Linked DNA regions of Homo sapiens: region 1 is linked to region 2. A link is a contact called in ENCODE Hi-C or POLR2A ChIA-PET data. All regions are on one chromosome and are shown on one strand. The core of a region is the stretch at or near the end of the contact, and the rest is flanking DNA. Distances in the headings are between cores, read along the strand shown.

Region 1 (5,833 bases), core at 3,087-5,586, 100 kb before region 2:
GTAGGGGTGTGTGTGTGTGTGTGTGTGTGTGTGTGTGTGTGTGTGTGTGTGTATGTGTGTGTGATGCATGACATGCAAATGCATGTCCGGGAAGCCTGCCCCCAAGTCTCATCTCAGGCCATGTAACACAGACTGTCTTTCCTCCCCAGATCCGGCCCCACATCGCAACTCTTCGTAAGTACACCTATGGCAAGCACATTCTGGCCAAGCTGGAGAAGTACTACATGAAGAACGGTGTTGACTTAGGGCCCATCTGTGGCCCCCCTAATGGTATCATCTGAGGCAGTGTCACCCGCTGTTCCCTCATTCCCGCTGACCTCACTGGCCCACTGGCAAATCCAACCAGCAACCAGAAATGTTCTAGTGTAGAGTCTGAGACGGGCAAGTGGTTGCTCCAGGATTACTCCCTCCTCCAAAAAAGGAATCAAATCCACGAGTGGAAAAGCCTTTGTAAATTTAATTTTATTACACATAACATGTACTATTTTTTTTAATTGACTAATTGCCCTGCTGTTTTACTGGTGTATAGGATACTTGTACATAGGTAACCAATGTACATGGGAGGCCACATATTTTGTTCACTGTTGTATCTATATTTCACATGTGGAAACTTTCAGGGTGGTTGGTTTAACAAAAAAAAAAAGCTTTAAAAAAAAAAGAAAAAAAGGAAAAGGTTTTTAGCTCATTTGCCTGGCCGGCAAGTTTTGCAAATAGCTCTTCCCCACCTCCTCATTTTAGTAAAAAACAAACAAAAACAAAAAAACCTGAGAAGTTTGAATTGTAGTTAAATGACCCCAAACTGGCATTTAACACTGTTTATAAAAAATATATATATATATATATATATATATAATGAAAAAGGTTTCAGAGTTGCTAAAGCTTCAGTTTGTGACATTAAGTTTATGAAATTCTAAAAAATGCCTTTTTTGGAGACTATATTATGCTGAAGAAGGCTGTTCGTGAGGAGGAGATGCGAGCACCCAGAACGTCTTTTGAGGCTGGGCGGGTGTGATTGTTTACTGCCTACTGGATTTTTTTCTATTAACATTGAAAGGTAAAATCTGATTATTTAGCATGAGAAAAAAAAATCCAACTCTGCTTTTGGTCTTGCTTCTATAAATATATAGTGTATACTTGGTGTAGACTTTGCATATATACAAATTTGTAGTATTTTCTTGTTTTGATGTCTAATCTGTATCTATAATGTACCCTAGTAGTCGAACATACTTTTGATTGTACAATTGTACATTTGTATACCTGTAATGTAAATGTGGAGAAGTTTGAATCAACATAAACACGTTTTTTGGTAAGAAAAGAGAATTAGCCAGCCCTGTGCATTCAGTGTATATTCTCACCTTTTATGGTCGTAGCATATAGTGTTGTATATTGTAAATTGTAATTTCAACCAGAAGTAAATTTTTTTCTTTTGAAGGAATAAATGTTCTTTATACAGCCTAGTTAATGTTTAAAAAGAAAAAAATAGCTTGGTTTTATTTGTCATCTAGTCTCAAGTATAGCGAGATTCTTTCTAAATGTTATTCAAGATTGAGTTCTCACTAGTGTTTTTTTAATCCTAAAAAAGTAATGTTTTGATTTTGTGACAGTCAAAAGGACGTGCAAAAGTCTAGCCTTGCCCGAGCTTTCCTTACAATCAGAGCCCCTCTCACCTTGTAAAGTGTGAATCGCCCTTCCCTTTTGTACAGAAGATGAACTGTATTTTGCATTTTGTCTACTTGTAAGTGAATGTAACATACTGTCAATTTTCCTTGTTTGAATATAGAATTGTAACACTACACGGTGTACATTTCCAGAGCCTTGTGTATATTTCCAATGAACTTTTTTGCAAGCACACTTGTAACCATATGTGTATAATTAACAAACCTGTGTATGCTTATGCCTGGGCAACTATTTTTTGTAACTCTTGTGTAGATTGTCTCTAAACAATGTGTGATCTTTATTTTGAAAAATACAGAACTTTGGAATCTGGGTTTGTGCTTTATTTTAACCTCTCCCCCCACCCCACCCCCAGTGTAGTTCCCCAGGACAGCCCTTTCCTGCTCATGCTTCTTTCTGCTTGTTTTGTTGTTTTGTGAGGGTGGGAGGAGAGGTGCCAAACTAATGGCTCTTTGAGCCCAATTTAAACCAAAGATGTTTGGTTCAGCCTGCCCAGTGCATTCAGAATCAAGATACTGCACATACAAATCCAGATTTCCAACTCTGCACATCAGAATATTCTCCTTGGGCCCCTGAGATGAGCTGTCTGGGTTACAGCACCGTCTGTCTGGGCCTCTCCTCCTCCGCGTTTCCTCTGTTTGGGCTGCTCCATTTGCTCCCTGCCAACCTGTGCCCACTACTGAGGCCTGCCAAGCAGTCCAATGTCTGAGCATGCTCATCTCTTCAGACTGGGGAGCCTCTTTTAGCTTGTAACACAGGAGGCTGGAGCTCACAATTGTGCCCGTGGCCCTAGCCTGAGGATGCCATCTGCCCTTCTTCACCGACTTTGCTCCAGGGGCAGATTTGGTAAGTGTTGGCAGTTACAGGCTGGGTCCAGCCAGAGAGGCCAGGTGGAAGCCCACACCAGCTGGTGTCTGGAAGTGGAGCGTCAGGATGGTTGAAGGAACTTCACATGGGCCCCTCAAGGGGAAGGGCTAATCACTAACAGGCCCTGGGAATAGGGGGAGAAGAAAAGGAAGCTGAGGGGATGCAGGTTTCCAGTCCAGCATGTGATTTTGCCTCAGCAGCTGTCGTTGGGGCCCTTTCCCAGCATTCCCCACTGCAGTAGCCATCATGGCGCTTGCAGAGGTGGCATGCTGCGGGCATTGGGAACTGCAGTCCATGCTGCTCTGATAGCATGATTCCAGTCAGATTGACCTGGGGTCACATGTGGGTCTCGCCACTCTGTGTGCACTTGGGCAAGTTAGTTCACCTCATCTTTCACCAAATTCCTTGCTGGAAGTGGACCAAAGGTAACAGATCTATGTAAAGTGGCTCTCTTGTCATGTCATGGGAAATTATGGCAATTAAATTGTGTCCAGCACACTGGTGTAATAAATGATACCAGTTTCCCTGCACAGTTTTTGATGAACAAAACTATCTTTGTTCATTAGTTTACATAATAATGTCATTTGTTGTGAACCGACTCTGCGTCAAGTCACACATGAGATGGTTTTCACATGTTCTCAACAACTGTTCTGGGAACCAACAGCCCTGTGAAGAATGCGGCTGTCCCTATCTCATAGATGTGGAAATAGGTCCTAGGATCTGATGCAAGTCTTTTGATAGACCAACTCTGATCAATAAAGCTTTCCCCTTAGTTCATCATGCGAGGGGGTGGGCATGGGGGCAGACCCCTCCATCTGCAGGATTGGGTTTCATGGAGTGGCCTGGGCTCTGGGCCACCCCCTCTTCTGACCACCATTACTCTGCTACCAAGTCCGTCCCAAGGATTCTATGGCCCGGGCTGTCGTCACACACTGGGTACCGGCATTCTTGGTCTCTCTTCCAGAGTCCCTCCAATGTGCATTCCTCAGTTTATGTAATAACCCTTACCCTCTCACAGTGCTTTACAGTTTACAGAGTACTTTGTATTTGAGATACCATTGGTCCTTGTAGAAAGCTTTAGGGAGTCAGGGAGAGATGTTTCAGCCCTTTATACAGATGAGGAGTTTGAGACTTAAGCCCCGCAGTCAGTAACCAAGTGAGGATTTTATCTGAGGGTTCCTGACTCCCAGCCCAGTGCCCTGTCCATGTCATCCTGCCCTTGCCACCCGCCATTAGCCCCATGAATGGCCATCTTCTCTTTTTGAGGCTCAGAGGGATTGCAGAAGGGTGAGGCCCTGGGGAGTGAGGCATCCTTTTGAGGGAGGAAACCTGTAACTTTATGTAGTTACCATCTGTAGCCACACGAGGGTGCTGCCACCTAAAGCGAGTATTATGGAGGCCTAAGGGTTCAAGGTCAGGGTTGGGATGGCTTTCCCCTGGATTGAAGGGCTCAGGAGTGTAGTCAGGAATCCCACCCAGAGACCAGAGGTCTGGCATCTGCCCTGAAACTAAGCTTTCTCCCTTCTTCACTCCCTCTCCTCCTGCTTCCTCCAGCGTCTGCAGTGCATAGCACTAGGCCCTAACACACACAGGGTGTCAGGGTATGGTGAGTGTGGGGTGAGAGGGTATGGTCACTGACCTGGCTCATGAACCTCAGCTTTGCCTTTGACTATGTAATCTCTGGCAAATCACTGACTTCTCTGGACCGTGGTTTCTCCAGCCATCACCTGGAGTGGTAGACCAGGCCTGTCACTCTCACAGGGCTAGTGTGAGATCACACAGGAAGACACATCACACAGGCAGCCCCTTGCCTCTGTTAATGCAACCCTGGTGCCTCTTTCTGGGGCCACATCCTGGCTTTTGCAGCAAGCTTTCAAACAACGCACACCTCCGAGTCTATTTTAATGACTGAGCTTCAAATCCCAGCTCTGCCTGGCCCTTTGTGACCTTTGTAAGTCATCTGCCTTCCTCTCTTTCCTCAGCTGTAAAATGGAGTTAATAATAGCTTTATTTCACAGGGTATATTGGAAGCCCTTGGCACACACAGGGCTGGGAACACAGTAAGCCATAAATAGGAGTTATCATTACCTCCAATTTTTCCTTGCTATGTTGGGGCCCTTGCAATTTTCACTAGGGTGAAACTGGGTGTTTGACAGGAGCTGGACTAGGTCCAGTCTAGTATACGGACTTCCAGACTGGAATCCAGATTGGGATCTGGAGGTTGAAGTGGGTATTTGACAAGAAATGAACAGGGTCCAGTTGGAGGCCTCAAGTAAGCACATATTTAGAAGGACAGGGCATTGTGTGTTCATCAGAATCTGGGGAGTCTGAAACTCCTCTGTCTGGAGCTCCAGCTAACTTTATGTTTAGAACCTGAAGATTCAGAACCTGTGCCATTCTAGTGAAATGGATGTGCCTCAGGAAGATAACTTACAATTCTAGTGGCCACAATAGGGAAGTTTTACTCTAGATGAAATTATTCATCTATGGGTACATTAAAAAAAGATGATCCTGAGTACTTAAGAAACAATGAGATGCATTGTTCGATGGTACACGGAAGCTTCCCAAAGACAGAATGACTTAAAAAAAAAAAGCCTGTCTAAAGAAATCTTTACAACACACTCATAAAAATTATTTTGAGGCTGGCGTGGTAGCTCATGCCTGTAATCCCAGCACTTTGGAAAGCCGAAGCGGGCGGATCACCTGAGGTCAGGCGTTCAAATCCAGCCTGGCCAACATGATGAAACCTCATCTCTACTAAAAAAAATGCAAAAATTAGCTGGGCGTGGTGGTAGGCGCCTGTAATCCCAGCTACTCAGGAGGCTGAGGCACAAGAATTACTTGAACCCGGGAGGTGGAGGCTGCAGTGAGCCGAGATCGTGCCACTGCATTCCAGCCTGGGTGACAGAGCAAGACTCCATCTCAAAAAAAGAAAAAAAAATTATTTTGAATCTGCATGGCTGTTTGATCTTTTGTCTTTTTCCATCTGAATGCTTGAATATTCTGGACACTATCTTCCTTTAAAAGATCTTCAAATGAGCCAGGAGTATCTGCAACAACTAAATGCAAATCTTGGTCTTGCACACAACTTGGCTATTATAAAAGCAACCGCCTGAGACTAATTGGAAAAAAATTGGATTTCTCCCCTGTCACTTACCTAAAACTTAATCCACAGTCTCAACAAGATTGACTCCCAATACTAAGTAAATATGCTCCAAGACTCCTTTTTGGTGAAAACCTAACAGGCTTTCTGCCTTAGAAATGTTTAAATCTTTAAAATGCAAACTTCGAA
Region 2 (6,090 bases), core at 332-2,831:
TAACAACCCAATGATTGCACTGTAATGACCCCGCTTACCAGAAAATGGGCCTCATCAGTCTTCAGAAATCTGACCCAACAGATAGGCAACTTTTCCTCCCTGCTGAGGGGTGATAGGAAGGGCAGACATGGTGAGCAGGGGGGCAGTCCCAGCTCCTAGGTGGTGGCTACGACATGACTAAAGAGATGGGAAGCAGGTGCATGGAGGTTGGAAAGGAAGTGCAGAGGCTGGGAGGGGTGGGTGGAGGCTGGGGTAAGGGTAATGGGGAGGGGGCTGATGGGGGTTTGGATTTGTGGAAGCGTACTTGGGATGAAGCTCTGTGTTGAGTGCTGGGAACGGAGGTGAATCACAGCCTCTGTGTGTGTGTGTGTGTGTGTGTGTGTGTGTGTGTGTGTAGAGGGTGGGGAGATGTGAAAAGAGATAGACATCTTTTCAATGCAGCATGATTCTTGAAACGAAAGTTGCATACACAAGCTGACACAAATATCATATGGAAGGAGAGCGGTGATCCTATCTGGCTGCCAGAGAAGCCCTCAGAGCCTCCCAGGTGAGTTGGTGCCATCTCCTCAGTCACCTGAACTATGGCTCCACGTCCTTTACACCTCCTCCTGAGTTTGGGTCTCTCCATCTCTACTCCAGCTCGGGTAGCCTTAGTCCCCCCTGCCCTGACTTTCCCCAGTCCCTGCAATGACTGGTCTCCTAGTCCCCTCCAGCCCATCCTCCACACAGCTGCAAGAGTGGAGATCTTCCTAAAATGCAAACCTAATCATAGCCCTCTCCCCTTCCATCCCCCAACTGCCTGAGAATGTGGTCCAAGATCCCTTAGCACGACATTCAAGCCCTTTGGGATCTTGTTCCTGCTTCCCCTTTCAGCTTTACTTTAAACTCCTCCTCCTCTCCAACACCCCGAACCCCACCATCTAATTTCCTGCCATAGTGCCTCGAGTGTTCCTTGCTTTTTACTGCCTCCAGTCTTTGCGCAGGCTGTCCCCTCTGCTGAGAATCCCTTCCCCACCGTTCCTCATCTGGCTCTTTCAGGTCCTGGCTCTGTATCCCTTTCTCCCAGCAGTCCTCCTGATTCGGTAGGTTGGATAGGGACCCCTCCTCTGTGTTCCCACAACCTCCGTGCTCCCTCTATTTTAATCCTTAACACACTGCCTTGCCATTTTCTCCTGGACTGCTTGCTTGATCAGACTGTGGGGGTGGGGGGCTTTGTGAGGGCAGGGGTGGAGGTGGACTCATCTTTGCGTCTGCAGAGCCCAGGTGCACCTGGATGCTGGAGGGTGCTCATTGCTGTTTGCAGGGTGTATGGATGAGTGTGTGGTTCCAGGTTGTGGGGGCGGGGTGGTCTTGGCAAGGGACTGTGGGCCAGGTTGAGGGAGAGGGCCGAATGGGCGTCTTTACAGGAATTCTGATGCCTGGGCCAGCAGGAGCTCAGCTTTCCCCTTCTGGCCTGAGTAGGGGGTCTATGGGGCTCAGTCGGAGGGGAGGGGTCCCTGGGCCCCATCATAGTCTGGAAAGAGGAGTGGACGCGGCTCTCCCGCCCGGAGCTTCCTCCGAACATCCCTCTGCAACGCCGGCCTGGGCTGTCATAGCAACAGCCCGCCCCGGCGGGGGCGCCGGCCAATGGCAGCCGGTGCTGGTGAGGTAATGTCCCGGTCTGGAAGCCCATTGGCTCCATTTTTGTCCACTTCTGGGTCCGGGCCTGCGGTGGGAGCCGCGAGGGGGAGGACAGAGCATGCGCAGGGAGCCCAGCTGTCTACACCGGCGGCGCGATTCCTCTCCCTGCGCTCCCCGCTCTCCCTCTCAGTTCTGGGCTGGCTACCTCTGTCCTTCTCCTCTCTCTCTGCGTGCCGTACCTGTCCCTGGTTGTGTCGGTCGTTTGGTGCGTCTGTCTCCCTGACTCTCTTGGGGTCTCGGTGGCCCCTTCTTCTTGCCCCTGTCTCTGCCCCGGGGTCTCTGACTCTGAGTGCGCCTCCTCGTCTTGTCCAAACAAGGGCGCAGTGAGAGTTCCTTGACTTGCAGCCAGAAGGTGACTCACTGCTTCAAACCGCAAGGCCGCCCGGCAAGCCTCCGGCACCTTCTTCCCGAGTCTGTGGGAAGCTCTGGCACACACACAGGCCGAGGGCTTGAGATCCCGAGAGGCCCGGGCTGGCCTTTCCCTGGTTGGCCTCACCAGACCTTTGTTCTTGTTGACTTGTTGCCCAGTCAAGGGAAAGGCAGGACGGTCTGGGCTTTGGGGAAGGGAAGGGGACAGATTTAGAGAACAATTGGGCATGAGCTTCCATAATGCCAGCAGGGGAGGTTAGACAGCTGGAGGGACTTCCAGAAAACTACAAAGGCATAGGCACTGGGCCGAGTGAATGAAAAGGGCAGTTGGACTTTGCTCTACCCACCCCTCTGTCTGTCCATCCATCAACACAACACATTGATGCCCATCAGTGCCAGGTTCTGGGCTTGGCGATGGCTCAGTCCCCTGAGCGCCTGGAATCACAGCCCAGTCTGGGAGGCAGGCACACAAATCCTGGGTTTCAATGGGATTCCAGAAGAAGGCAAAACTCACCCTGCCAGGTGGGGTGCTTGACTCAGGCAGGGAAGCTTTGTGGAGGAGGGGGTCTTTGAGCTGGTGTTTGGGAGGATGGCCAAAAGCTTGTTTGGATCAGCCTGGGCAGGGCACAATGACAGACCCATCTGGAAGGATCAGGGGTGGTTGGAAGGTCCAGGAATGTGAATACCTGCATGAGGGAGTTTGCACTTGAACTCAGGGGCAGTTTGCAGCCACCCAGGGATCAGAGCAAGGGAGAAGTGTGGTCAAAGTGGTTTTCGTGCAGTCATGCCGGTGACAGAATCTTGGCTGTCTTGCTCAATGCTGCACCCCAGCCCAGGGTAGAGTGCCAGGCCCACAGTGAGTGTTCACACACTTGTCGAAGAAAAGCGTGAACTGAAGGGGAGAGGTTCTGATGGATGAGGGCTGAAATGATGAGGTCGTCTTCATGTGGTGGTGGAAGGGAGAGGAAAAGGGATGGGTTCAAGAAAGGTAAAGGACAGGTAGAAGTGATGGGCCCTACTGGTTTACTGGAGGTTGTGGGGGTGATGGAGAGGAATCTGCTTGGGGTAACACCTATGTTTCTGGCTTGAGCAACTAAAGGTTGGGGGAGAGGGAATACGGGTGGGGTAGATTTCAAGGGAAAGGTGGTTAGTTCAGAGTTGGAGCCTCAGCATCTGAGATGCTTGTGAGACCTCTGGGTGGGGCTGGGTGGGAGAGGTCTGGGCTGGGGTGGCCTGCATAAAGGTGGTGGCTGACGCTGTAAGTAGACATGAGCTGCTTAAGAACTGGGACATGGCCAGGCGCAGTGGCTCACACCTGTAATCCCAGCACTCTGGGAGGCCGAGGCAGGTGGATCACGAGGTCAGGAGATCGAGACCGTCCTGGCTAACACGGTGAAACCCCGTCTCTACTAAAAATACAAAAAATTAGCTGGGGTGGTGGCAGGCGCCTGTAGTCCCAGCTACTCGGGAGGCTGAGGCAGGGGAATGGCGTGAACCCGGGAGGTGGAGCTTGCAGTGAGCCGAGATCGCGCCACCGCACTCCAGCCTGCGCGACAGGGCGAGACTCCGTCCCAAAAAAAAAAAATAAATAAATAAATAAATAAAGGAAAAAGAAAGAACTGGGACATTTACGAGCAGGTTTCTCTGGTGAGGGGGTCTTTTTGAACCCCAAGGAGACCTGGGTAGGAGTCAGAAGTCCTGGGTTTTTGTGGATTCTGACACTGGCTTGCTGTGTGACCTCGGGCAAGTCATTCCTCTCTGGGCCACTGTCCCCTGATCTCTCAGCAGAGCCTGTCAGAGGTGGAGAGTGACCTGGACCACTTCTGTTTTTTAAGGCCTCTGGATATGGTTAAAAAAAGAGATGTGCCCTAACAGGGTAACAAAAATTGTGGTTATTGACTATGTTCACATTTACATGTTAACATTGTGAACAGACACAAGGATTGTGAATAGACTGTCATTTGAAGGTTAAAGTCCAGACCAGAGTCATGTTGGGAAATTTGTCCCCTGGTTCTGGCCTTCCTGGTTGCTTGGAGTAATTGCCCTTTTAGATAGGAAAGCTGCCTGCCTGGGGGTAGAGAAGGGGTGAGGGTACGTGGAGGCCAGAAGGAGCTGGGCCAAGGTTTTTGTCTGAGCAGGAGCTCATAAGTTCTTGCTCTAAGCCTGGGCATTCATGCCCCTCTTCTAATTCCTGCCAGCTCCCAACTTGGAGTCTTTTCTCCAGGAGCCATCAGAGGCCATGCCAGTCCCAAAGCAGGCAAGAACACTGTTGCAGCTCCTGCAGGACCACCTTCCTTTCCTGTTCATCCCTCAGCTCCTCCAAGATGAGAGCATTAGATGAGCCGGGCCCAGGCTCTGCCTTTAACTCACCCCTGGCCAGGTCACTGCCTCTCTGAGTCTCACGGTCTTGACATCTCTATGTCCTCAAGCTGTAGCCTGGTGGCTGGCACAAAGTACATACTTAGTAAATGTTGGGTGAGTTGAAATGAATGGTGAAGTTGTTTATTTCACTGGAGCAGGGGTTGAGGGAAGAGTGGTAGAGAGAGATCATGTTGTTGGGGCTGTCAAAATAAGATCACATCTGCAAATGTGCTTTGGAAAAGGTAAATCAGATATTTTAAAGTCAGCATTGTATCATATTTGGCCCAATGCCCCTGAAAAGCTTCCAGAGCAAAGAGTAGACACAAAATGAGTTTTTCTCCCACAAAACCTTTTTTTTAATTTCACAATAATTAATCATAAATACATTCTGCTTAGCCCAGTGGTCAAGAACTAGGACCCAGTCAGGTGTGGGGGCTCACACCTGTAATCTCAGCACTTTGGGAGGCCAAGGCGGGCAGATCACTTGAGGTCAGGAGATCGAGACCAGCCTGGTCAATATGGGGAAATGCTGTCTCTACTAAAAATACAAAAATTAGCCAGGTGTGGTGGTATGTGCCTGTAGTCCCAGCCACTCCGGAGGCTGAGGCAGGAGAATCACTTGAACCCGGAAGTGGAGGTTGCAGTGAGGTAAGATGGTTCCACTGCACTCTAGCCTGGGCAACAGAGCGAGACTCTGTTTCAAAAAAAGAAATGAGGTGGGTATGCTGTTTTCAAATCCTGACTCCATTGCTTTCTGGCTGTTTGACCTTTGATAAGTGACCCGACTTCCTTGTATATCAGGCTGAAATGTAAACTGCAAATAATACCATTATCATCTCATGGGGTTGTTATGAGGATTTCATGAACTATTAGATATAAAGTATTGAAGAAAGTGCCTGGCCCATGTGAACGTTTCAGAAATGTTAGCTTTTATTATTGTTAGCAATGATAGGGCTTTCTCAAACCCCTCCCCACAGCTGCCTGCTCTTAGTGGCTGGTGGTTGTGGCAGATGCTACAGGCGGGCCCACTCAACGAGGAGGCCCGTTTAGCTCTCCTCCCTCTACTCAGGGCAGCGGTTCTCAATTTGGGCTTGCACATTAGAATCAACTGGGAGCTTGGAAAACTCCCAGTGTCGGAGCTGTACCCTCAGAATCTCCAAGAGTGTGACCCAGGACTCAGAGCTGGCTGAGGCATCCCCCTGATCCACGCTAAGGTGCAGCCACAGTTGAGAACTGGTGATCAAGGGCAGTGCTTCTCAAAGCCTGGACTCCAGACCAGCCGCATCAGCATCACCTGGGAACGTCTGAGAATGCAAATTCTCAGGCCCCACGCCAGAGCAGCTGCAGAATCAGAAACTCCAGGGGAGTGGGGCCAGCAGTCTGTTTCAACAGCTCCCCCTCCCCCAGGGGCTAAAGCTTGAGAACCAGCAATCTAGTGGCTGAAAGGACAATGTGTGCTTTTTTGAAAACCACTGCTGTAAGCTGCATTCTGTTATTCCCTGACATGAATAGGGACCAATTCCTGCCCCCTAATAACCATACCTTTTGTTATCCTCAGCTGCTTTATATGTATTCTCATATTTAGACCTCAGAGCAACCTAATACCAATAACTCACCTCCATTTGCTAGAATGAGGAACTCCCGTGACCTGTCCAAGGCCTCATAAACTAGTTACTCCAA

What was found. Hi-C counts contacts between places; a loop is a spot of excess contacts on that map. ChIA-PET counts read pairs that join two places held with the same protein, here RNA polymerase II (POLR2A). Pooled maps may share reads with other maps.
Region 1: a pooled map shows a loop between it and region 2 (3-fold over the local background). The contact joins the enhancer-like site here to the promoter of LINC01778 in region 2. A Hi-C loop is called at or near these places in 3 of 168 maps with a recorded cell type or tissue (DLD1, ascending aorta and chondrocyte) and 12 of 50 pooled maps. POLR2A ChIA-PET finds 5 or more read pairs at or near these places in 9 of 52 experiments (BJ, H1, HCT116 and 6 more).

Annotation. Positions count from the first base shown.
Region 1 is chr1:30,927,659-30,933,491 of GRCh38, reverse strand. It overlaps PUM1 (pumilio RNA binding family member 1), which reads left to right. Exons shown (of 22, transcript NM_001020658.2): 22 at 150-1,986. The coding sequence ends at 281. Among named protein-coding and RNA genes, the nearest start is that of SNORD103A, 5.2 kb to the left of the region's middle. Within about 2 kb of position 4,336, at least 4 of the 41 ENCODE cell types and tissues checked have a DNase peak (open chromatin) inside an H3K27ac peak, as active enhancers do.
Region 2 is chr1:30,820,143-30,826,232 of GRCh38, reverse strand. LINC01778 (long intergenic non-protein coding RNA 1778) reads right to left here and starts at 1,581. Exons shown (of 3, transcript NR_146732.1): 1 at 1,405-1,581; 2 at 39-102. RefSeq lists an enhancer at 1,854-2,356.